Regions from separate parts of the Mus musculus genome. Here regions 1 and 2 are each linked to region 3. A link is a loop called in an ENCODE intact Hi-C map of the cell type or tissue named here. Cell type or tissue: left cerebral cortex. All regions are shown on one strand.

Region 1 (8,000 bases), 93 kb after region 3:
TGTGTGCTTGAAACCTCTCAAGTTTCTAGTCCTTCCTTCCTTCCCCTCCTCTGCTGCCTGCTTCAGGTTCCCCAGGGGATTAGACCAGTCAGAGAAATAACACAGGAACAGAGGACCCGGCCTCTCCCCAGTCTATGGAGAAGGAAACAGCCCTAGCACGGAGTCAGCATTAAGCGCACAATCAGGCAGGAAGTCCGTTCTCCTTTAAGCACATAGATGAAGCACAGAACTCAAATCTTTAAGGTATGTCAAGAAGCTGCCCTAATATTAGAAGATTCTCACAATCAAAAGGAAAAAAAAATCACATGACACACAGAAATAACTCCTCCATCCCTTCCATCACGGAGGCAGTGCTGACTGCAGATGTCAAACCTGTGATGCTCAGATCCCAAACGTCTGTCTTCACCAGCATAGACCACAGCATTAAACGGGGTACTTACCCAGCTACCTATTTTTAAGTGACACTTGAAAAATTAACACCATCAAGCTTCCTAAAAATAGGGCAAATCAGCTTTGTTTTATTTGTTTAGAGACATGTACAGAGCATCCGCCCACTGCCTGCTTCCTGCACTGCAGGAGTCATGGAGATGCAGTTACATAAAGGATGAAACAAAGAAAAAATTCGTCCCGTCGCTGCGAACAAATGCCCAAGGTAATCAAGTTTGAAAAAGAAGAAGATCTGACGTAACCTTTTATAGATCTGAGTTTGTGATTGGTTGACAGACCTGCTGCTTTGGGCCCATGGAGGAAATGTGTGCAAAACTGCTTGCCTTATCACAGGAAGGAAGGAAAAAGGAAAAGAGGGAGGGAGGGAGAGAGGGAAGGAGGGAGGGAGGCAAGTGTTCTACTCTTTCCTTCACAACAAATGACAGGAAGACTTCGTATAAAGTCTCTCTCTCTCACTTAATGGTTCCCCTCCCTCCCAAAAGTGCTACCCGAGAGACCAAGTCTTAGACACACGGGCCTTTGGGAGACATTCCAGACCTGAGCAACAGCAGCAGCCATCTGGTGACATGAGACTAATAAAGACAGGACCCAGCCATGAAGCAGAGCTTCTAATAGGGGAAGAGTGGGTACAGGTAGACAGAACCAGACTGAAGAATCTACATCCAGGAGTGTCCTGCACAAAGTTTATGGGGAAAGATGCAGATGGAGAATGGCAGCACCAGCCAAGGAGTGCCTCTGCAGGCCTGCAGGGAAACACAAGCGGGCTCTGAGAGACACCTGTTCCAGTGATACTGAACTTAGCATCTGTTTTGAGGCTCCCGTTGCAATGATGATAAACTAATCAGGGTAACTTCAGCGCTTTATCCTTGCTCAACGTTTGCTCTCAAACTCTACATCTGGGGATAGTGCAGGAGAGTGTAGGCACCCTTGGCCTTTATTCTGGAAAAAAAACCAAAATTCAATTCTTTTACCAAGTCCACACAGAGCCTGCTGTCAGCCTGCACTTCCCTGCAGCGAGCCTTCTGTGAGTCTCAGGGATACAAACATGTCCATGTCCTTCTAACCATATAGACATCTTCCTGAGTGTCTCCCAGGTTGCCCCGTCAGAGGACTCTAAAGCCGGGCCTCGGCTCTCCAGCTACACAGCTGCCTGCACCACTCTCCAGCCATGGCGGCTGGAGCACCTATCTTTATGTTAGCACTCCAGCTTATACTTTTCTGAGGAAAACAGAAACTGATCTAGACCCTGGGGACCCATTCCTTTCACACCTGGAATGACACATAAAATTTTAGAGTCATGACATCAACTCTTAGGATATGACTCACACTGTATTTACAGTTTCCTGAAAAATAAGAATAAAAAGAAAGTTAAAATTGCAAACATGAATAAATATTGCTCGTGGCAGGGTAGAGTACTGTTAAGATTGCCCAGATGCTCCCACATTAAGCCAAGCAGCAGGAGACTCAGCAGAAGCAGTGTGTGTCTAGGAGTGAAGGTTGAACAGGTAAATTTACAGTCTGCAAAGGAAAACCTGGCGATGGGAAAGGACATTAAATAGGTCCCTTAAAGTTAGCAAGATTGTCAGTGAATGGTTATGTTAGGGCTAATGTCATATCATTTAGATCTATCCAAGGTGTTCAATTAAATTCACCTAGCCTCATAATGCACACAGAGATAAATACCAGGAGACTCCCAAGACCATGGAACAGAAAAAGAAGAACTCTGGTGTTCTGCTTTGTTCTCAGTGAAGCTGGGGTGAGTTTTGCTATTTGGAGTTTATTTCTGTGCATCTCACATGGCCAGAAATAAACAGCCAATGATTTTGGTGGCACCTAAATACCAGGATCTAAATATGAGTTCTTCATGTTCCCATGGTCTGAAAACACATGGAAGGACACGGCCTCATGAAATTTTTTATCTGTTAGAATGCAAAGCTTAAATTTATCCACTGAAAATATTCAACTACATTTCCTCTCCATTTAGCCTTTTGGACGCCCTGTCTCTCAGGTTGCTTCTCCCCTGCTCAAATGCTTCTTAGGGCACTGTAGCTACTTTGTTCAATCTCTCCCAGCCTTACGTGTGTTTTACAAGAGAAAGAACTGAATCGCTGTTTTGTATATAAGAGAACACTGTTCAATAGCTAGTTGTTGAGCAGTATACTTAGTTATGGCTGCCATCATAGCAACACCAGCCTTATGCTTGAGAAACAAGTATAAATGAAAACACTTTTAGAAAGGTAGCCCAGAACCTCACTGGCATAAAAAAAAAATGTTAAGTGCTCAATGACCCCCGTGGAAGGAATAAATAAAGGCACTTTTGATAAAGAATTGGCACCTGTCAAAGCAGGATCATACAATGCAGTTCACACCATCGCTGATCGAGAGTTGGAAGCCATGACCTTCAGGGAACCTCATACATTTGAGGGTGTACAATAGTAACAAATATTTCGGCAGGCTGGAAGAGATGGCTCAGCAATTTAAGGACACTTGTTGCTATTTCCGAGAAGCAGGGTTTGGTTCCCAGCACACGTATGGCATCTGACAACCATCTGTACCTCCAGATCCAAAGGATGCCCTCTTCTGGCCTGCCCATGGGTACTGAGCACACAGGATGCACAGATATATACACAGGTTTACCCATACACATAAAATAAATACATCTTTAAAAAAAAAAAAAGGATTCACATCCAAAGCCAGCAATGTGGCTCTTGCTCTGTGTCCTGGCTAGTTTTATGTCAATTGGAAACAAGAGTCATTCTGAAAGAAGGAACCTTAATAGACAAAAAAAAAAAAAATGGTCCTATTGGACTGGCCTATGGACACTGCTGGCACATTTTCTTGACTGATGATTGATGTGAGAGGACCCAGCTTACCTCAGGAGGTGCCACCCCTGGACTAGTGGTCCTGAGTGTTGTTTTTTAAAAAAAGGAGGCTGTGACTGGCCTCTGCTTCAGTTCCTGACTTGATTTCCCTGGATGACGGAGATTGAAACAAAACCTTTCTTCCCCAAGTTGCTTTAGTTCATGGTGTCTTATCACAGCAATAGAAATCATAACTAAACTAAGGCTCTGCACAAGCCAGGGGACTTCCGTTTGATTCCTAGAAATCGTGTAAAGGTAGAAGGAAAGAGACAACGTCATAAAGCTGCCCCCTGACCTACACAAGTGTGCGCATGGATGTGTGTGCTCACACACACTAATTTCTTTTAAAAGTGTTATGTCTAAAGAGCTGAGTATATAAGCACTGTAACTTGTAAATAAAAGGAAGGAGGAGAGAGGAAGAAAGGGGAAAAGACATTAGAAAGGCACTCCACCCGGCCCTTTCCACTGGTGATACGGATTTCAGTCTCCTCTATTTTTAGCGCATCTTTTATTTCTGTTGTGGTTGCTCGTCCCCTATCTCTCAGCCCATGTTCTCTCTGCTCCTCTCACACTGAGCCATCTATCTCTCTACCCGCAACCACTTGCCCCTCCCGGCAGGGAGCAGAGCTTGTCATATGCAGAGAGAGAGGGGCCAGGCCTTTCCTGCCCACCAACATATGCCAACCCCAGCAGTGGCCTGGCACACATAAATGAGTCCTGATCTGAATAGAGTTGGGCATGGCCAGCCCAGAATTAACCGTTCTGTGTATAAGGCCTGGGCACCCACCCAGCAGAGAAAGGCATTCAACACATTCAGGATAATTTCCCGAAAAATGAGCAAAAAAAAAGCCCCCCCCCCAAAAAACAAAAAACAAAAAAAAACTGGCTTTCTCTGTTAAGAGCCTGAGTCAGGAATTTGGTGCCTTGGAATCGATGACACCACGGCTTTGACAGAAGATGAAACAGAGGAGGTGAAATAAAGACCCCACTCATTTCTTTAACTGACTTGTCTCAGTTCCCAAAAACCTGGTGCCACAGCAACTTGACATTCAAAGAGAGGCAGGCCATCTTGGCCTCCAGGGCTCCTGTCTCTGTAGACCTGTGCTTCAATCCCTAACACTGAATAGACTGCCAGCAACTCTGCTGCGCCCTGAAAGACTTTAAATAAAGTCATGTGGGACGATAAGAGATTGGTACAATTGCAACTGTGATGCTAAGCTGGACCACAAAAGATATGGAACGCTGAGAATCAAGGGCAAGGTGGGGGAGGCGGGATCAATGGCATATGTCGAGAAACAAGACCAGTCAGGGTACATTTGAAAGACAGGGGTCACTAGATTAGCTGGAAAGAGGTCTCATCCCGTAGGAGATAAAGTGTGTTGGTCTCCTTCCAGGTCATCTTAATGTCAAGTAAAAGCTTGGCCCCGGGGACAAAACAATCCTTCGATGAGAGTATGTGAATGGCAGATATAGGAGAGTGGAATTCTTCACAAGTGCAGTTGATGGCCAAGGGAGACTGGCCTGGAGCCAAACGGCATGGCTGTTCAGTGAGGATGACCACTTCTATACTGGTGACCATGATGAAGAAAAGCGAGTACCGGGGAAGGAAGAACTGTCAATCCTCGTGGTAAGCCCCTCCTCCCAGGATGTGGACGGGTCCTCGTATCTCAGAAGACCTTGGAGGATTTTGTAATCTAGCCTGAGGACCCCACAGTGCTTACACACAAAGTGTTTGCAGGACCTGATCTTGCCCCTCTTCACTGTGAAAACCACGCAGCTGCCTCCCCCAGAAAGCTCTGCACGCCTATAATTTTGCCATTTCCTTTGATTTCTCTTTTTGCTGTTTTTCGTTTTCCTAATCAGGGAGGGGTCTAATCTGAAACCAGGTTGGTACCATGAACAGTAGGTACACCGCTATTGCCATCTTCTTTCTTTCCCTCACCAGCTGTTTTTCTCATAGAGTTAAGCTTTCAAAACATAGAGTTACCATCATGATAAAAAAAGATTAGCATTATATAACGAACACAATTACCTTTCCTTTCTGGGCTTACACACTTTTCTCCGTTTCTATCAGTTTACCTCAAGGATTAGGCCATTAATCTCCGGTGTCTCAAAGCAAGCCTTGAAATAGTTCAGCCCCCTTCCCAAGACTAATGTACGGCACAAGCCTCATCCTAATTACTCTAATTACGTGAAGAACATAATGAGATCCAGCAGCAGATGGCTACAGATTAAGTCCCACAGAAAAGAAATTCTCCCCCATCGCCTCTTATTGAAGAACCCCTGCCTTGGAAGATCAAAATTAAATCATTTGTTCACAACACCAAATATAACTCTAAATATTACCCAGCCTTTCTACTTCCTTCAATAGTATCTCTTCTTAAAAGTGAATTCACTTGTCTATGTAGGTTACGTTACAAATGAAAACAGCTCTGTTTAACAATAGGAAACAGAAGCTAAATGTCCGCAGCAAGTTTTCAGTTTATACTACAAAGCATAGATTTCCACAAGCCTGTCCTAGCGTTTCAGAAATGGGTCCTACCTATGAAATATGGAATTCTGGAAGGAACTTGAGTGCAACAACAAAAAATATCTCAAACACTGCTAATCCCTGCCTTATACACTCACAAAACTAGAGTGTCAAATCTCAATTCACCATTCTAGTAACCATGGCTTCAATCTCCCAAAGGAATTCAGTATTTTTTTTTTTCCTTACAAATGAGCTTGTCAGGGGCTGGAGAGATGGCTCAGCCATTAAAAGTACTTGTTGCTCTTCTAGGGGGACTGGGTTCAGTTCCCAGCACCCATGGTGGCTCACAACTATCCTTAACTGCAGTTCTGGCCTCCACTGGTACTTGGTATACACAGCACAAAGGCAAACATGCAGGCAAAACACGCATAAAATCGATTCTTGGCCTTTTGACTAAGAGTGTAAAACACCCATAAAATAAAATACATAAAAATAAAATAAAAATATAAAGTAAAAAGAAAAAATAAGTTTTTAAGAATGATTTTGTGGGGCTGGAGAGATGGCTCAGAGGTTAAGAATGCTGGCTGCTCTTCTAGAGGTCCTGAGTTCAATTCCCAGCAACGACCACATGGTGGCTCAACCATCTGTAATGAGATCCGATGCCCTCTTCTGGCACACAGGTGCGCATACAGATAGAACACTCATATACATAAAATAAATAAATCTTAAAAACAAAATAGTTTGTTAGTTGGGCATGATAATGCACACCCAAAATGTTAACACTTGGGAGGCTGAAGCAGGAGGGTCAGGAGTTCAAGGCCAGCCAGCACTGGCTTTGTAGAGAAATCCAGACTCAACATAAGTTTCTTTCCTAACTTTTTCTTTTTGAGTTAATGGCAACTGGCTTAAATCTTGAAACTATCTTTCCTAACTGTTTTAATATCATTGTGTCTCTTCTTTCAGATAAATTAACAAAGGCAGGACCCCAAGCTGTTACCATCACATGCCTAGGACCCCCTTCACCTGTCTCCTAATACCATAAAAGAGGCAAGCACCAGGCTGCTCTGGCCTGCAGCTTGAATGGATGACCTATGTCACATGTCACTGCAGAAGGTGAAGGTGACATAGAACAGCCTGACTCCTGCCACCAAGGAGACCACAGATAGAATGTAACTTTTCATACTAATGTGAAGTCAGAGGATACTGTGAGACCCGATTACAGGTGATTATAGATAACCCTTCTACCCCACAGCTATGTTCTTGCTTCATTGCTAATGTAATCTCCAACTAGGTTGTCAATGCGCCTCTGTACTCTTCAGCAGACAGGAAATATGAACATTCCCTGCAGGCTCTGCTCTTCCTCCCGACTCCTGCCCAAGGCAACACTCCAAGTTCAGTATCAGAGAACACCTGTCATAATCAGCTCAAAAATTAGGAGTTCTCTAAGAGGCAGGCTTCCTGTGTCCCTTCTCTGGAGGGATAAACAAACACTGAGTTTTATCTGCTTCTCTGATGCAGAATTGCAGTGTTCATCATTCCAGGAAAACTTGAGTAATGGTTCCATAGTAGCATTTTCTTTAAAACAGCCATTATAGGACCATGGAAAGGTGACATGCAAGAAATATGGTCACCTGACACCACTCTGTGGGTTCAGTTATGTTCTTTTTTTGACATATTTGCCTGAATTTATACATGAAGCTGGCCTGGCTTAGATCTCTAAGTCAGTTGCCTTATTACTTGGCTTGTAATTTTCTAGGCTTTTTTTTTTTTTTCTCAAGACAGGGTTTCTCTGTATAGCCCTGGCTGTCCTGGAACTCACTTTGTAGACCAGGCTGGCCTCGAACTCAGAAATCTGCCTGCCTCTGACTTCCAAGTGCTGGGATTAAAGGCATGTGCAACTATGCCCGGCGGCTTTTTTTTTTAATTATTTATTTTTATTTTATATGTAGTGGTGTTTTTGCCTGTGTGTATGTCTGTGTGAAGTTGTTGGGTCCCCTGGATCTAGAGTTACAAACAGTTGTGAGTTGCCACATGGATGCTGGGACATAAGCCCAGGTCCTCTGGAAAAGCAGCCAGGGCTCTTAACCACTGAGCTGACTCTTCAGCCCGGTATTTCCTTATTCAGGGTCATAGTGTGTCAACCTGAGAAATGTGTGAATAATTAAAAATTAAAAAGAGAAAAATAACAATAAGAACATATTCAGAAGTCAGATTTTCCTGTC
Region 2 (8,000 bases), 150 kb after region 3:
ACAGGCGTGTTCAGTAGTGGACTTGACGTCCTCCAGATGGTGGGGAAGGGTGCTGTTCTTGGAGTGCAGGCAGAGACCTGTTGGTGCCAGTCAGTCCTCATCCAAGGGGGAAAAGTCGCAGGCACTGTGCTTACAGCAGGACCCAAAGTTAGGGATCCAACGACCCTTCTTCAAAACGCCAAGCATACATAAAAGCTGAGGAAGTTGAAGCCAATTGTTATCTGTAACAATTGATCTAGAGCCCTTATTTTAAATAAACTGGTCCTAGAGGGGTGTGTAGAATAAAGTGAACGGGTGCTTCATTATTCAGCCTGGGTTCCACCATAGAACTCTTCATGTAGTCCAACAGGGCTTCAAACTTGTAATCTTCCTGTCTCAGCTCCCAGATGCACCAAATTACAGAGCACACCCCCACAGCAGGCTTAGAGATAGTGTGAATGAGAAAGCAACCACCCCTCAACTCTGTACCAACTCAGCCAGTCCCCCTCCCTCACCTCCTGCCGCCGCCGCCCACCGCAGCGACTAGACTGTGACTAGACTCTTGTGGCCCAAGCTCATCACCTACCTCCCTTGCCACTGAGTCACATGGCTTGAGTATGAAGATTCAAATGAGGATGTCTGTTATAGGTGTTTCCACTCCTGAAGTGTGAAAACGCGTCTGAAGATATACCACTTACTGTTACCAGGGGGGGAGAAGCCCAAACACGAGTCTCCAGCCTCGCACATGAGGTCTGACAACAGTACTTAGCAGAACACTGTAAAAGCTCCGGATGACTGGGTGTTTAAACTGAGTCCTGTATGCTGAGTAAGCTGATCCTCTCTGAACTCTTCACACGCTGTCTCTCTCAAGATGGCCAAGCTACAGATTTTGACTTAAAAAAAAAAAGTGAGGCCTTCCAAAAACAGTTGCACATCAAATTTTAAAGCTGGGAAATTGAAATTTATAGTCAGCTTCTCAAAATAACAACGATAAAATATTTCGTGACTTTTTCTTTTGGATACGGCCTTTTTTTTTTTTAACACACTTCCTCAAATTCTGTGAAATTACCTGCTCTTTCAAAGAACGGCCAATAAAAGAAGTATTTCAGATACTCTTCTGTTTATTTGTTGAGAGAGCCTTATTATGTATCCCTGGCTGGCCTGGCACTCACTCTGTAGCTGAGGTTAGCCTTCAACTCACTGAGATTCACCTGCCTCTGCCTCTTGGGTGCTGGGATTAAAGGCAAATGTGGCCTTACCTGACTCATTTAAACTCGTCTAAGCCATTGGTGGAATTGCACAGTAGTAAACTTTTCTATACAAATTCCCTACAAACTTATTTCACAGAAACTGAACAAAAAATAACAGCAATATGCTTGTCTTTCTTTTACTGAAGAGATGTTTATATTTCTGGTGCATTGTTCCCCCATTACCGCTGTTGGTCACTCAAACAGAATCCAACTTTTCCCACTTTGGAACAGAATCGATGTCACAGAAGTTCTAAAGACACACCGCAACCCAGTCAAAGCGACGCTGCCGCTGTCTGGGTCAAGAATTCAAGGAGGACACAACTTTCTCCTGGGCACTGCAAAATAGAACCACCCCACTCTCTCTCAGCACAGCCTCCCCTGGGCCTGTGGGGAAACAGCTCTGTGGCCTTTCTCAAGACAAAGCCCTAACTCAGCTTGCCCTCCCTCCCCCCACCCCTCCCCTCCGCCTTTTCTCTGCCCCTCCAGTTAGAGATCTGCCCTCTCATTAGAACCCGCCCACACACACTCTCCGTTCAAATATACTTCAGCTCCAATGTTTCTTGAGCTATGAAGGCCCAACCATCCTCCATTTAGATAATCTAAATTCTAGGCCAAGTCCAGATCGAAAGCTCACTTTGCCGTGAAATAAATATTCCTTGATGCCGCTGGCAAATGCGACTCAACATTTATTTGTTGTACCATCAAGTGTTTGGGCATGCTGATATTTAAGATCTTAAGAAGATCCCATTAGGGCTACAGACATATCCTCCCACTGTCTCCCTGCCCCACCCACCCACCTGATGCCCAAGTGCACCCAGTGGTAGCAAAGGAAATATCTGCCGAACAGAGGAACACGTTTTTTGAGAGTTAAAAGTGGCTCTACAGAACAGACCATCTCAAAGACGGGAACAACCTTGGAAGTCCTCAGAATCAGTCTAGTATTGAGTAGAAATCCTTCCAACCCAAAGCAAAGGCATAAATCAGGTGTCTGCCTATGAGTGATCCTAGAAACAAAATCACCTTTTTAAAAGTACTGCCTAATAAATTCAAAACACAAACTCTATCGGCCAACTAAGTTTCATGACAGATTTTCCAACTTAGTTTAACGACAGATCTTTCTATCAAAACCATTTGGAGCTGTTATTACAGCAACGTTTACAGCATTTCAGCTGTGTTCAAGGATTATGAGGAACATCTATGAATTCGCTTATTTCACCTTTGACAGAAGGACAGGAAGACACAGGCCTGCTGAAAGCAGTGAATGACAAACTCAGTTTGGAAGCTCAAGCGCATAAATGCACACTTTGGTATGTGACCTCACTACGTGTATAGTGTCACTAAAAAATATGCCTACTGAACTTCAAGACGTCAGAACACGGTCCCTGGTATCGTCATGGACGGTAACAGGCCAGTTTGCTATGCTTTCTCCTATACCAGGTGAACGACCTAAAACTGGGTTACATCAAGATTAAAACATCGTTTATTCAAGTAAGGCCATAAAAATGACTGGAGACCTACAAAGATGTCTAGAGAGAAATAGAATTAACCACAGCACACTCCATCACTGCACTAGCTTCTTAAAGAGAAGCCTTCTGGACAAATTTCAGCAAACCTCAGCAACCAATTACTGAGTCAGAAAACTTGATTCCACAGAACAATGCACACACAAAGGCAGGATTGTAGAAAAGGACATTCAGAGCCTGCCTATGATGATTACTGGGGGGAAAACAAAACGTTAAGAAAAACTTAAGAAATCAAATTTGAATAACCAACTGTTTTCAAGCGCTTGCTCATATTGCTACATTCTATGTATTTTTATAAGGCAACTTAGACCCTTCTGGTTACAAAACGAAGTGTAAATAAACTTTGCTTTCGGATGTAATCGAGCGTTTGGGTTTTTGTTGTTGTTGTTGTTTGTTTTTTTAATAAAGTGAAATGTTTACCCCTGCATATGTTTTAAAGGTTATAATGAAGTTACAACTTTAAATCTGAAAAAAAAAACTTTTAATCAATTTAATTCTTTTAATATCGCAAACTCCTTCAAGGCTGTGGTAAAGCTACAAAGTTTTCCTGGAGCCCTCTAGTAAGGGCAGGCGACTCTAACACTATTTCTAAGTGGACTGGCAGCGGGAGTTCGTTCCGGGAAGTGGCGGCGGGGAGCGGCGCTGGGGTTACAGCGCTTGGGGACACCTGGCAGACGCGGGCCTCCGCTACCGCCCCGGGGCAGCCGGTTCCCAGGCCCTGCGGGCACCAGCGGGCTCGGTCCCCCGAGGCGGCAGGACAAGCTGAGTTACTCACCGAGCAGCGACACGAGCAGCCAGGACGCCGGAGCGGAGCGCCGCCGAGTCATGCCGGAGCCGCCGGGGGAGCCGCCGTCCGCCGGGCTCCTGGGCGGCGGGGTGCAGCGTGGGACCAAGCGGGACACGGGAGCGCCGAGGCCACTCCGCTCCGCCGAGGCTCGGGGCAGGCTCGGGCGTCCCGGGCTCGCCGGCCGCCGCGGCCACCACCAGCCGCCGCAGCCACTCCCCCCAGCTCCCGCCAGCTCTTCCCCAGCCGGGGGCTCGGCACCGCCTGCCCACTCGCCGAGCGGTCTCCAGGGCAACCGCGACTCCAGTGCGACGCCTAGTGGCCAGCCGCAGAATGCACAGAACTCAAGGCTGGCGCGGCCAGGCCACCTGCTCTGGTCCCCATGAAACCTGCAAGGACAGGTTGAACCTAAAACCCCAAAGTGGCTTCCCTCAGATCCAACTCGTCTTTCTTGGCTGAAGTTTTCAAACAGTCCCTACTCTGACCATTTTAGTCTCTCCTGAAAACCATTTAATCTATCTGAAAGAACCTTAGGAGTCTTTTAGAAGACAGGAAGACCTTTAGGAAAGTTAACCTGTCCAAGGGATGAGTTCCCTTATTGTAGTCCAGTGCAGAGTCGTCAGCCCTGAAACCATATACAAACAACAAAAAACCGGATTGCATCTCCATAGATGGATGGATGGATGGATGGATGGATGGATGGATGGATGGGCAGACAGATAGATATGCATACACAGGCATGTGTAACTAAAAAAGAGGTTAATAACTTGAGAATGGGGAGAACACGGGAGGAGTTTTAAAAGAGGGTATGGCTGGGAAGAGATGGAGGGAAGAGACCAAAGGAAAGACAAAAGTGATGTAATGCTATTTCAATTAAAACCAGGATGATCTAAAATGCCTGACCTTTCCATCTAAGCCTCCCAAGCCCTGGGATTACAGGCCTGCAGCCATGCTTGTCATCTTCCAATGTCTTAAGTGATTCCTCACCAAGCTCACGTTTCCTTAGACTGCTTTTTAACACCGAGTACTGTCTTGCCTTGACTGTGGCACCTGTGTCTTCGATGGATGTTTTTACCTTTTGCTTGTTTGCTCTGGTTAGACTGAAGAGGCCTTCATAACATTTGAAATGCTTTTACTTATTTGAACAGCATTACCCACCCATCCTTTCCCAATTTAGTTTCTGTTTCCTCCTACAGCCCGAAGTCATTTTCTGCTTCCACACCCACACTGAGCCTTGGAGTTTTGAGGACCTACCTGCCCATGAACCTCCCAGACATGAGATCAGATTCTGAACAGCTTAGATTAGAACTCCTGTAGCCCTTCAGAATTCTGAACCCCGACACCTCACAGAACCAATTTTGCCAGGACAACTCAGAAACAATAGTATACTCAGGAGCATGGCAAATGTAGAAAACAATGTTTTAAAGAGAAGTATATTTGCACAATGATTTAAGGCTGTGTAGGAAAAACAAAAATATCAAGAAAGTAGAATTATAAAACTAATTTAAATATTGAAATGTTATATTTTGAAGAAGAAGAAAAAAAGGAGAAGTTTTAAAATGCCAATCACTAGAGCACTGAGAGAGGAACACTTGGTTTTTGCAGAAGACCCGAGTTCTGTTCCCAGTACCCACGTGGTGGCTCACAACCATCTGTGATCCAGTGTCCTCTTCTGACCTCTGAAAGAACCAGGCTCACATGTGGTGTGTATACAACTGCCGGTCCAGCATGGCCTTGGTGGGGGCAGAATGACAAGGTTCCTGCCCCTAGGACAGGGCCACCAGGCACCAGTGTCGGTGGCTGCTGTGAGCCTGGGGCTTGAATGTATAATAATGTACAAATTTTATGTTCCTCCTTTAAGTAATGTCCTTCCTGTTAACATTAATGACTCCATGATAACCAGAGACATCGAGAGTCAAGGAGGCAAAGGTATAGCTAATGTCTTAGCAAAATGATAAAAACTGGACCCTTCAGGCTGTGGGAAAAGACTCTTAAAAACATGGATTAGAAAATATGTAATTTCTCAACTATGCAAAAATATAACAATGCAATATGAATTGTATAAGGGGCTTTGCAGATCTAAAGGGACAGAGGCAGCTACAGCATGAGCCAGCTTGTCAGAAAGATACTAAGACAGGCAGATACAAATGTAGGCAGATTCCTGAGTCCAGGATCAGCCTGAGACAGAACAAATTTAGGTCCAAGTGTGCTAGAAATGGGTAACTTCAAGACAGCATCTCACCCAGCTAGCTTTTCAGTATGTGCTGAACAGAGGCAGGCAGATCTCTGATTTCTTTCGCAATGTTAAAAGAAAATGTGTGTTTGCTAAGAATTAAGTGGCTGGAGTCACAGGACCCTGAGTCACAGGATGATCAAAAGGGAACCTGGAGTCAATGACTGGATTGGTATGCAAGATAAAAGACTGGGCTTATGATCTGCAGGAGATGATCTATCCAGAAAAAGTTTTTTAGCATACTAAGAGATAACTGCTTACAGAGCTGTCTCAAGCAGAGCATAGAGAGAAAGCTGTATAGAGATCTTGAGAGAAAGCAGATCAGAGAGAAAGAATGCAGAACAGAAGAAAACAGGCTGGAAAGCTGTCGCCAGCAGAACACAGGCTGCTGGACCCCCGATTTGACTTCAAGTGGATTGTTTTCACTGCTTCTAGACACCCTTTCTTCAGAACCCATATCCAAGCTGAGGCTGGTTCTTGGCATACAAGCATAAGACAAAACACTCATTGGCTGTGTTTGTGTGTGTGTGTGTGTGTGTGTGTGTGTGTGTGTGTGTGTGTGTGTGTGTGTATTTCAAATAATGCCAATCATTTTAACAGGGGTCTTATGAAAAGAAACTCTATTCTCATGAGTTGGGAATGCCTAGGCTATGGTCACACTTCTTATTTCTCTTTTATATTAATAAGAATTTCAATTTTTAATGTTAGTGTTATCCCTAGCTTATTCTCATCCATTTACCCTCCAGAGCAAATTCTAGACTTTTATTTTCTCTGTCTAGTCTCTCTTTCTCCCTCTCCCCCTCCCCTTCCCCCTCTCCCTTTTCTTATAATCTGACCCTGTCCTCAACAAGGCACAGAAACAATATAGGTAGAAAAAGAAGCTATGGAGTGATCAACACAACTCAGGACCATCCAACTTTGCCTTGTCATAACCTGGAATTTAAATGACAAATAAAAATTTTTTTCAGTTAAATAGATAATCTAGTTGCCTGTGCTTAAAAGTCCTGATAAAGCAAGTCGCTGGCTACACTCATTACACAAATGCAGCAAATATTAACTAAGCAGAAATGCCGTGTCAGGGCACTGGGTTGAAGGTTAAACAAAAACCATGTGGAGTAATTCCTGACCCCAGACAAATGCCACTTGTACCTGGACTATATCTGTGCTATCACGACTCATCAATGAATAGCCTCTTTGTCACCACAGCAAGTTACTGTCCCCCAGACAGGAGCCAGTGAGTCACTAGGACACAATGCTAGCCGTTTGGTGGAGGAGCCTTTGTAAAAGAAAAGGCTAGAAGGAGGGACAGTCGAGTGTCTGGGAGACACAGAAGCACAGAGGTCAGCTGGGGATAGTGGACTCAAGGAACAGGCAGGAGAACTAGGAGGTCACAAGCTGGACTCAAAGGCTCTCAGCTATTCACTCCTCCAGGAACAGGCAAGGTGTGATCTTTAATTCACAGAAACACCAGCACCGTCGTCGTGGGCTACATTTTTACTGAGGATAAATCTCACCATGCTCTTTTATCCTAATCTGCCTATAACCACGGTAGGATTTCTTTAAATCCCTTAAGTATTCCTAGCGAGAAAGCAACAGACACATCAGACATTTGTACAGTGCTTTATGTTTCAAAGTGATTCTGCATATGCTATCTGGTGTGATCATCACAGCAACGCCAGGGGGTAGGGAAGGTGCTTACTACAACCCCTCGTTCATACAGGACGATACCGGGTCTCAAGGGAATCAAAGATGCTTCGGGGACTGCAAATACCAGGTGTCTTAGTCAGAGTTTCTATTCCTACACAAACATCATGACCAAGAAGCAAGTTGGGGAGGAAAGGGTTTATTCGGCGTACACTTCCACATTGCTGTTCATCACTAAAGGGAGTCAGGACTGGAACTCAAGCAGGTCAGGAAGCAGGAGCTGATGCAGAGGCCATGTTTCTTACTGGCTTGCTTCCCCTGGTTTGCTCAGCTTGCTCTCTTATGGAACCCAAGACTGCCAGCCCAGGGTTTGCACCACCTACCATGGGCCCGCTTGATCACCAACAGAGAAAATGCCCCACAGCTGGCTGTCATGGAAGCACTTCCCCAACTGAAGCTCCTTTCTCTGTGATAACTCCAGCCTGTGTCAAGCTGACACACAAAACCAGCCAGTACACCAGGTAGAACGAGAACCAAGACTTCTAACATGTTCCCTATAGCTTTCCCAACTACATTAGGAAGTCATT
Region 3 (8,000 bases):
GCCTCAGCCCAGTAATGTATAGTAGTATAATGTATAGGGGCCTAGGCATCCCACTCCTGTGCCTTCCTAACTCTATTATTAGCAAGTAGCAAAGGCTCAACTCAAATCAGAATCAGTAAACAGGGAACTTAATTGCCTCTTGCATCTGAAGTCTAGACAGCCTTATCTGGTAGAAATGTGATGCACACACATTTAAGCATTGGCAGTAGGCACATAGTTTTGAAAGTTAAAACAGCAAGGTAAAATTAATTTTTGTAATTTATTTAATCCAACATATGTCACATGATTCACGTCCAGTGTGTAACTGAAATCTTAAGACTGTTGAGATTTGTCTTCTGCTGTGTTTAAATATGGCACACAGAGTATCTTAGTTTGGGCTACGCTGCAGTTTAGAAATGCAGTTTTCCCCCAAATGTCCTAGGTTAAAGATGTAGTCCATGGGCCACTGCAATTAGAGGATGGTGTACATTTAGGAGGCAGACCCTAGAGAAGTGAGTTAGAACACTGGGGACCCACCCTTGGAAGAGCTATTATGAGCTAGCTCCCACTTCCCATGATGTGAACAGTTGCTCTCCAGCATAACTCTCTACCATAATATCCTACCTTGCCACAAAAGTTATGGAGCCCACTGACTATGCATAGAAACTATAAGCCGAAGTGTGCTTTTCATTCTCTCGGTCAGTGGTTCCCAACCTGTGGGTCCTTGAGAGTCTCAAATCAGATATTCTGTACACCAGGTATTTACATCACGTTTCATAACAGTAGCAAAGTCACAGTTTCGAAGTAGCAATGAAATAATTTTATGGTTGGGGGTCACCACAGCATGAGGAACTGAGTTAAGGGTTGCAGCATTAGGAAGGTTGAGAGCCACCGCTCTACGTTGATATTTTAGCATAGCAACAGAAAGTTGATTGATACAGACCTGGTGATATTTTGCCTAGTAGCCACGTGTATTGGTGGCAATCACATTGGACATCACAGACCTAACTCACCAAAAAAGGTGGATCCAGGAATCAAACTGTGCAACTGGGATTCTCCCCGCTTGGGTCTTTCTTTGTGTTTTGCGGCCATCCTTTTTAAAAGAGCAGATATAACTTCATTGGTCAGGAGATGTGCTCCCTCCAGGGAATCTAAATTGTATTGGGCTTAAAGCTCAGAGTCATGGAGGAAAAGAGGTCAGCTAGTGGCTGTAGTTGGCTCTGCTCATGTCACATGGCCTCCTTGAGTCCCCCAAAGACTCAACCCCAGCCCACCTTTTGCTAGTACACAAAGACTGGGCCTGGCCACAGGCTTCTCTCTGGATCTGAGGATTGAAGGAGCCACATAATACAGGAAGGTGGCTTTTCAAGGGAATAGATGTGGCAGGAAACACATACATCCATTTAACTACCACTTGTAGGTTTTAAACAGCCCCCACACCCAGACTCTACACAGGGCCAGCGTAAGGCAGTTCAGAAAGGTCGCTTTTAACACAGCTGTCCACCCAGTCAGACCTCAAGGACCAGTTCTTCTTTTTCCACCCACATCTTTGTGTCAGAGGAATAGATCTCTCACAGGATGTCCACCCCTGAATCTGCAGGGGCCACGTCTCCTCTCCCCCATACTGATCATGTCCCAGTGTGAGAACATCTAGCTCTCTACAGCCCTTGGATTTATTTGACTTTGGCCATCTGTCCTTTTTTTCCCATGCACATATTTGCTGGAGTCTCAGGACCAGGACACTTTGACTCAGCTGTTCCATTCTATTAGCATTGCCTTTATGGAGCAAGTTTAGCCTAACATTGCTTTCTCCCAACATTGAATACCAATACCGATAGCCTTGAAATCGTGACCAGCAGGAATTACAGAGTACAGAATCTATAAGCACAGATTCTGGGGCCATCCTGAAGCAAGGGTTCAAATCCCAGCTCTTCCATCTAGTCACTGTGATGCTGGGCAAGTTAGTGGATCTTTCTATGCCTTAGTTTTAACATATTCAAACGATGGACCTATTTACCAGACATGCACTGTAAATTACACATATAAACATTTGTAAAATGCTTTGTTGAGAGCCTCTACGTTTATATTATGGAAGATAGGACTGGGGAAGGCAGAGCCACAGAAGAAGGCTTCTGTGCAGAGGCTAGACCATATACCAGTGTGAAGAAGCTGGTAAGTACAAGTCTGCAAAGGGAGGTGTGATGGGTGAAAGGCTACTGATCAAGGACCACGAAAGACAGTTGACTGAAAAGGACTTCCTCTGTCTGCTGGCAGCTATGAGTGCTGGGTCAGAAGAGCATACTGTGGGGAAGAGTGGTAAGGTAAAAGTGTGGTGGTTTGAATATGCTTGGCCCCTATTAGGAGGTATGGCCTTGTTGGAGTGGGTATGGCCTTGCTGGAGTGGGTGTGGCCTTGTTGGAAGAAGTGTGTCTCTCTTGGAGTGCGCTTTGAAGGTGCTTCTGTGCTCAAGCTCCACCCAGTACAGAAGAGACAGTCTCCTGTTTGCCTTTGGGACAAGATGTAGAACTCTCAGCTCCTCTAGCATCACTCCTGCCTGGATGCTTCCATGCTTCCCACCATAAGTTTAATGTACTGAACCTCAGAACCTGTAAACCAGCCCCAAATAAATGCTGTCCTTTATATGAGTTGCCTTGGTCATGGTGTCTCTTCATAGCAATGGAAACCCTAACTAAGACAGCAAGGAAAACTGGAAGTCACAACAATCCCTCCTAGTGCATTAACCCACACAGTGCTATTGACCCTCAAAAGAAGCTGGGTCTTCACAAAAATGCACACATGCCTGGCCCAAGATTCAAAGAGGTCGAAGAGGGTACAGTGGGGGACAGAGCAGAAGCATGTCTGGTACCTGCTGGGTCCCCACAAAAGGCAAAACAGATAAACAGTAATAGTGGTACTTGTAACGCCAGCACTCAGGAAGTGCACAAGGATTGTGAGTTCAAGGTCAGCTTGGGCTACACGGTGGACCTGTCTTTATATAAAAAAAAAAATAGAAAGCATATAACCAATAGCAACATACAGTGTGGTGGCCCCAGGTTTCCACATACCAATTTTCTGCACACAAAATATTATTGTTTTTAACAGAACCATATAAAGATGTGGCTGAAAGTTTAAAGTGCTAGTGATCCCACAAAAGGAGCTGGGGTCTTCACTGAGTTACACACATGCCTGGCCCAAGATTCAAAGAGGTTGACCAGGTTATAGTGAGGACGGGACCGAAACAGAGAATGTGGCTTATAGTTTAAAACCATCCTTAGTATTGTGAATGCTACTACCATTGAGTGCATGTCTTCTGCAGATTTCATTTATTGCTAATATTACAACACTTAGCCAAATTGCCTAAGGCTGAGTAGGTGTTATGACCCACTAAGAGTCACAGAGGGCTGCTGCTCTGTTGTGTTCCCCTGTGTGCCCCATTTCAGGACACCCCATTCGGCTAATCCCCTACTGTGCCACCGGGTGGCAGCAGAGTGAACAGTGTGGACACTTAACACTATTTACAAACCAGCTTTCAACATGTGGGTTTGCATCAATTAAACAAGAATGGGCATCCTGAGACTCTCGTGGTAAGCCTGTGAGATTGGTCCCTATTAGGGAGCCACGCCTCATTTGTTCATACAAAACAAAGTGAATTGTTAGGAGGAGATGTTTGCCTGTAACTTGCAGTAAGTCTCACTCTGGAGCTATGGAACTCTGGCAGGGACCAACATTTGAACAAAGGTGTAAAATATATAATATGATGCAGGGCATGGTCTACATCTTAACAATAATCAAACAGTACAAAAAGGGGAAGTCACTTACAATGCAGGTGGCTGCTGTTAAAGTGTTTCTCCCTACCATATACTGTTGACTACCCAATACTGAAGAAGTATATTTGGAACAATAGCTATATGCCAATCTCAGAGGATGACAGATCATTGAAATGCCCCCCTTGTTCTGGCCTGTTTTTAATAATCCCTCAGTCCTTATGACTAGTGCCAAGACGTAAGATCATACCAAGGTGATGTCCCTAACAGTACAACCTTGTCTCCTCATCCTGCCTGCTTTGCCCTTCTCGGACTCATGGGCATGGTCAGGTTCAGGTCTATACAGGAACATATGATACAGTCATCACATATTTGTCACTTGTCCGTTTCAAAATATTCTCCATACCTGTAACTTCACCTGGAACTACAAAATAAACAGAACACATGCCACCATGTTCACTTTAGAGAAATGGATTTAGGTAGCTCTGGCTATCCTCCCAAGTTACACACCCTCCTCCAATGCCTGACACTGACTGTGAGTCAAAGCTCTAGTCTGAGACTTCACCTGAACGCACCACGCAGTGTGGCTAGTACTATACTTATTTGATTATGGCACACAAGTTTAGCACAGAGGCAAGAACGCTGAAAAGAAAAGGAAAGGAAAGGAAAGGAAAGGAAAGGAAAGGAAAGGAAAGGAAAGGAAAGGAAAGGAAAGGAAAGGAAAGGAAAGGAAAGGAAAGGAAAGGAAAGGAAAGGAAAGGAAAGGAAAGGAAAAGAAGAGAGAAGAGAAGAGAAGAGAAGAGAAGAGAAGAGAAGAGAAGAGAAGAGAAGAGAGGAGAGGAGAGGAGAGGAGAGGAGAGGAGAGGAGAGGAGAGGAGAGGAGAGGAGAGGAGAGGAGAGGAGAGGAGAGGAGCGGAGCGGAGCGGAGAGGAGAGGAGAGGAGAGGAGAGGAGAGGAGAGGAGAGGAGAGGAGAGGAGAGGAGAGGAGAGGAGAGGAGAGGAGAGAAGAGAAGAGAAGAGAGGAGAAGAGAAGAGAAGAAAGAGAAGAAAAGAACTTACTCTTTGGCCTAGTGTTTCCCTGGAAGCACTGTACCAAACAAAACTCCAAAAGTTGATGCACAGCAATCCACCGCAGTGCTATTTGGAAGAGTAAAATCTGAATGTGACAGAAATGTCCTCCCTGATGAGTGTTGGATTTAGTGAAAAAGAAATGCAGAGCATTATGACACAGTCTGTATTAGATTTACAGACTATCTAAAAGCACACACATGTGCCTTTAGATAGTTGGTAGGTAGAGAAAAGGCTCCGAGAGATAAAACTTATATTGTTGTGGGCACATGTATGTGTGCAGGTGTGTGTGTCTGTCTATTTGTGTGTGTGTCTATCTGTCTTTTGGTTTGTCTGTCTGTCTCTGAGTCTGTGTGTCTCTGTATGTATCTATGTCTCTGTCTCTGTAGTTATATAAGTATGCATGAGTGTGTCTGTCTGTCACAACTATGAACACGCATATCCATACACTGCACACATACAAACAATATAAGGTTTATCTCTCGGAGCCTTTTCTCTGCCAACTATCTAAAGGCACGTGTGTGTGCTTGGTCTGTAACTCTAATACAGACTGTGTCATAATGCACGGCATTCCTTTTTCACTAAATTTAGAAGCTGTTAGACACGCATATGTGTGTATCTGTTTCTGTGTGTGTCTGCCTATCTCCCTATCTCTGTTTCTGTCTGTATCTTTCTGTATGCCTCTTTCTGCATGTGTATCTGTCTGTGTGTGTGTGTGTGTCTGAGTGTGTCTCTTTGTCTCGGTCTCTGTCTGCTTCTCTCTCTCTCTCTCTCTCTCTCTCTCTCTCTCTCTGTGTGTGTGTGTGTGTGTGTGTGTGTGTTTCTGTGTGTTTGTGTAATAGGAGTCTTTCTCCATCATTCTCTGCCTTATTCCTTTGAGCCAGGATCTCTCAGTTGAACCCAGAGCTCACTGATGTGGCTAGTCTTACCACTTGCTCTAACAATTCTGTCCCTGCCTTCTGACCTCTGCAATTATAAGTGGACCACTATAGCCACCCAACATTTTAATGGGGTCTGGAAATCCAAACTCCAGCCACCATACCTGGGTAGTAAGGCTTATGCACTAAGCCACCTATCTCCCCAGAGGTATTTTATTTTTTAAAGTAGTCTCTGCAACCTACTAAAAAAAAAAAAAAAAAAAAATCAACAACAAAAAACCTACCACTTGGTACCATTGAAAGCCACAGTTTGAAAGGAAAAAAGTTAAATTAATCTGTGATTACGATACAATGAAACATTCCTTAGCTACAAAAATATTTTAAATAATTGCATGAAATATTAATGTATTATTATAGTAATCAAAATAAAAATTGTCTCTAGAGCCTGGCTTTAATGGTTTTTTTTTTAATTGGGATAGTTTTCTGAGGTTATTCTAAACAGAGTGCTTCAGTGCGCCTAATGTTGCCATTTATTGCAGGGAGCAGATGAGGAGGAACCCAAGATGCCAACGGACTGAGAGTGCGGGATGATCTTGGGTTAATCGTGTATTCACTCTATTCTTTATTGTCGATAAACACTATGTTCTCCGTTTTCACTGTGAAAAAGTGGCTCCAGCCTATTAGGGGAAGGCAAACATCTCAACAAATTAGCATACCCACATTGTAGATGCGGGACACAGGATGTGCTATGGGATAAGATAAGAGGGAAGCAAGATCTGTCTAAAGGTGATCCCCAAGCTGAGACTAAGACTGTGATTACCCCCAAGGGTCCGGGATGGAAAGAAGAGCTTTCCTGGTGGGGGGAGGGGGCAGAGGGAGGGCGGGGGCGGGGGAAAATCCTGGGCCACCTAGGAGGTCCCGTAGATTGGAGTTAAAGGTAGGGTGGGCGCGCAGAGCTGAACAGGGAGGCTGGAAAACTAAGCATGAGCAAAATGATGGAGGGCCTGTTGTGCTTGCCAGGAAGCCTAGACTCTTCAGGGTCCAGAAAAACACACACTGGGCAGTTCTAAAAGCTGCAGTGCCTACGTCATGCACACCCCTCCCCCAGTAACATTGATTAGTTGGCCTTTGTGAGAACCGCTGTTTTTTGTTTTTTTTTTTTGCCTGACCTCTTTCTGTAGGCAAAGAGGGACATTAGAGAGTGTGATCAGCAAAGGTATAATTAACACATCTCCAATCTGCATGTGTGGCACGTGGTCGGAAATGGACGAGATCAGTGGCAGGAAGTGAGGTTGAGGAGCACCCAGTGATCGATTGTCCAGGTGAATAGAGGAAATGCAAACGCTAAAAGGGAAGCAGGTGGGGTGGGAGGAAGAAGGCTAATGAAGCGTCAAGTGGACAGCCTGGGCCTGTATGGAGGCAGTGTTGATAAACAAGCAGGCGAAGGGAAAAGATGAATTTCTGTACTATCAGAATCCCAGCGGGTGGGCGATGCTCAGTCTTCCACTTCTCCACCCTGTCCGCGTTCCAGATGGCGGCTCATCTAAGCATCTTGTCCTTCTGGAGTCTCATTCGTGTCTGAGCACAGGAAGAGGGACATGGAGTTGGAGCGGATCTAGGGTCCAACACCTTATGGATGCAAAGCAGGTGGAAGTTAATGATGTATGAACCGTCTAGCACAGGATGGACCATCTAGCATAGGATAGGCCCACAATAGTTATCTTGCTAGTAGTAATTTCTTTTTCATGCAAGGGAAAACTAAAGCTAGAACCTCCCTACCTCCTCCCATTCCCTCTCATAAACATATCCCAGAGTGCTCTAGTTAAAGTTTAATATGGCACTTTCTTTTTTGGACAAGATAAAGAAATTTTCCTTTCGTGTGTAGGATAATTAAAGTCAGGACTGGGTGAAAGATTTCCCTCTTTGGGCTGTCTTCCATTAACTGCAAAGAAGAACCACTCTTGCCTGCTAATCTTCCCTGAAATTTAACTTTCTTTTTTCACCCTTAATTCAAATGGGAGTTAGTGGGTAAGTTCCAACAGCAACACATCTAAAGATTCCTTGGACCCATCTAAAAGTTAATTCCTCTTCAGTGCCTTGGAAGTAACGGAAAACACTAGACTTTATAATAAGAAAAAGAAAAAGAGGCAGCAGAGGCCTCCGTTAAAGCTGTTCTTTTTATAAAAGTTCAGTCACAGATCAATGCGATGTTAATGAGCTGCCCTCCGTTGGTGTCTGGAGCAATGCTGGGGTTTGAGATGCCCTCCTGACTTCTGGGCTAACAAAGGGGGCTTTCAGCTCCCTGCTTCAG

Evidence for each region. Hi-C counts contacts between places; a loop is a spot of excess contacts. Peaks named below come from ENCODE experiments on the same cell type or tissue, not always from the same donor. Only the 100,000 strongest peaks of a DNase experiment are listed, where the experiment ranks them.
Region 1: it touches region 3 in a loop (2.7-fold over the local background); 7 of 42 quality-filtered maps call a loop at or near these places.
Region 2: a loop joins it to region 3, with 5 times the contacts of the local background. A loop is called at or near these places in 16 of 42 quality-filtered maps.

The regions. Positions count from the first base shown.
Region 1 is chr16:38,951,511-38,959,510 of GRCm38, reverse strand. All of the region lies in intron 1 of Igsf11 (immunoglobulin superfamily, member 11), which reads right to left. It also overlaps the pseudogene Gm34258. Among named protein-coding and RNA genes, the nearest start is that of Igsf11, 53 kb to the right of the region's middle. In left cerebral cortex, a CTCF peak has its summit at 6,447 (motif pointing left); DNase peaks (open chromatin) are centred at 146, 502 and 3,986; H3K27ac peaks cover 3,402 bases.
Region 2 is chr16:38,898,087-38,906,086 of GRCm38, reverse strand. Igsf11 (immunoglobulin superfamily, member 11) reads right to left here and starts at 3,742. Exons shown (of 7, transcript NM_170599.2): 1 at 3,528-3,742. The coding sequence starts at 3,579. In left cerebral cortex, a CTCF peak has its summit at 3,858; DNase peaks (open chromatin) are centred at 3,822, 4,743, 5,228, 5,753 and 4 more places; H3K4me3 peaks cover 2,669 bases; H3K27ac peaks cover 2,961 bases.
Region 3 is chr16:39,044,541-39,052,540 of GRCm38, reverse strand. No RefSeq gene overlaps it. Among named protein-coding and RNA genes, the nearest start is that of Gm36585, 67 kb to the left of the region's middle. In left cerebral cortex, a CTCF peak has its summit at 3,440; a DNase peak (open chromatin) is centred at 3,472.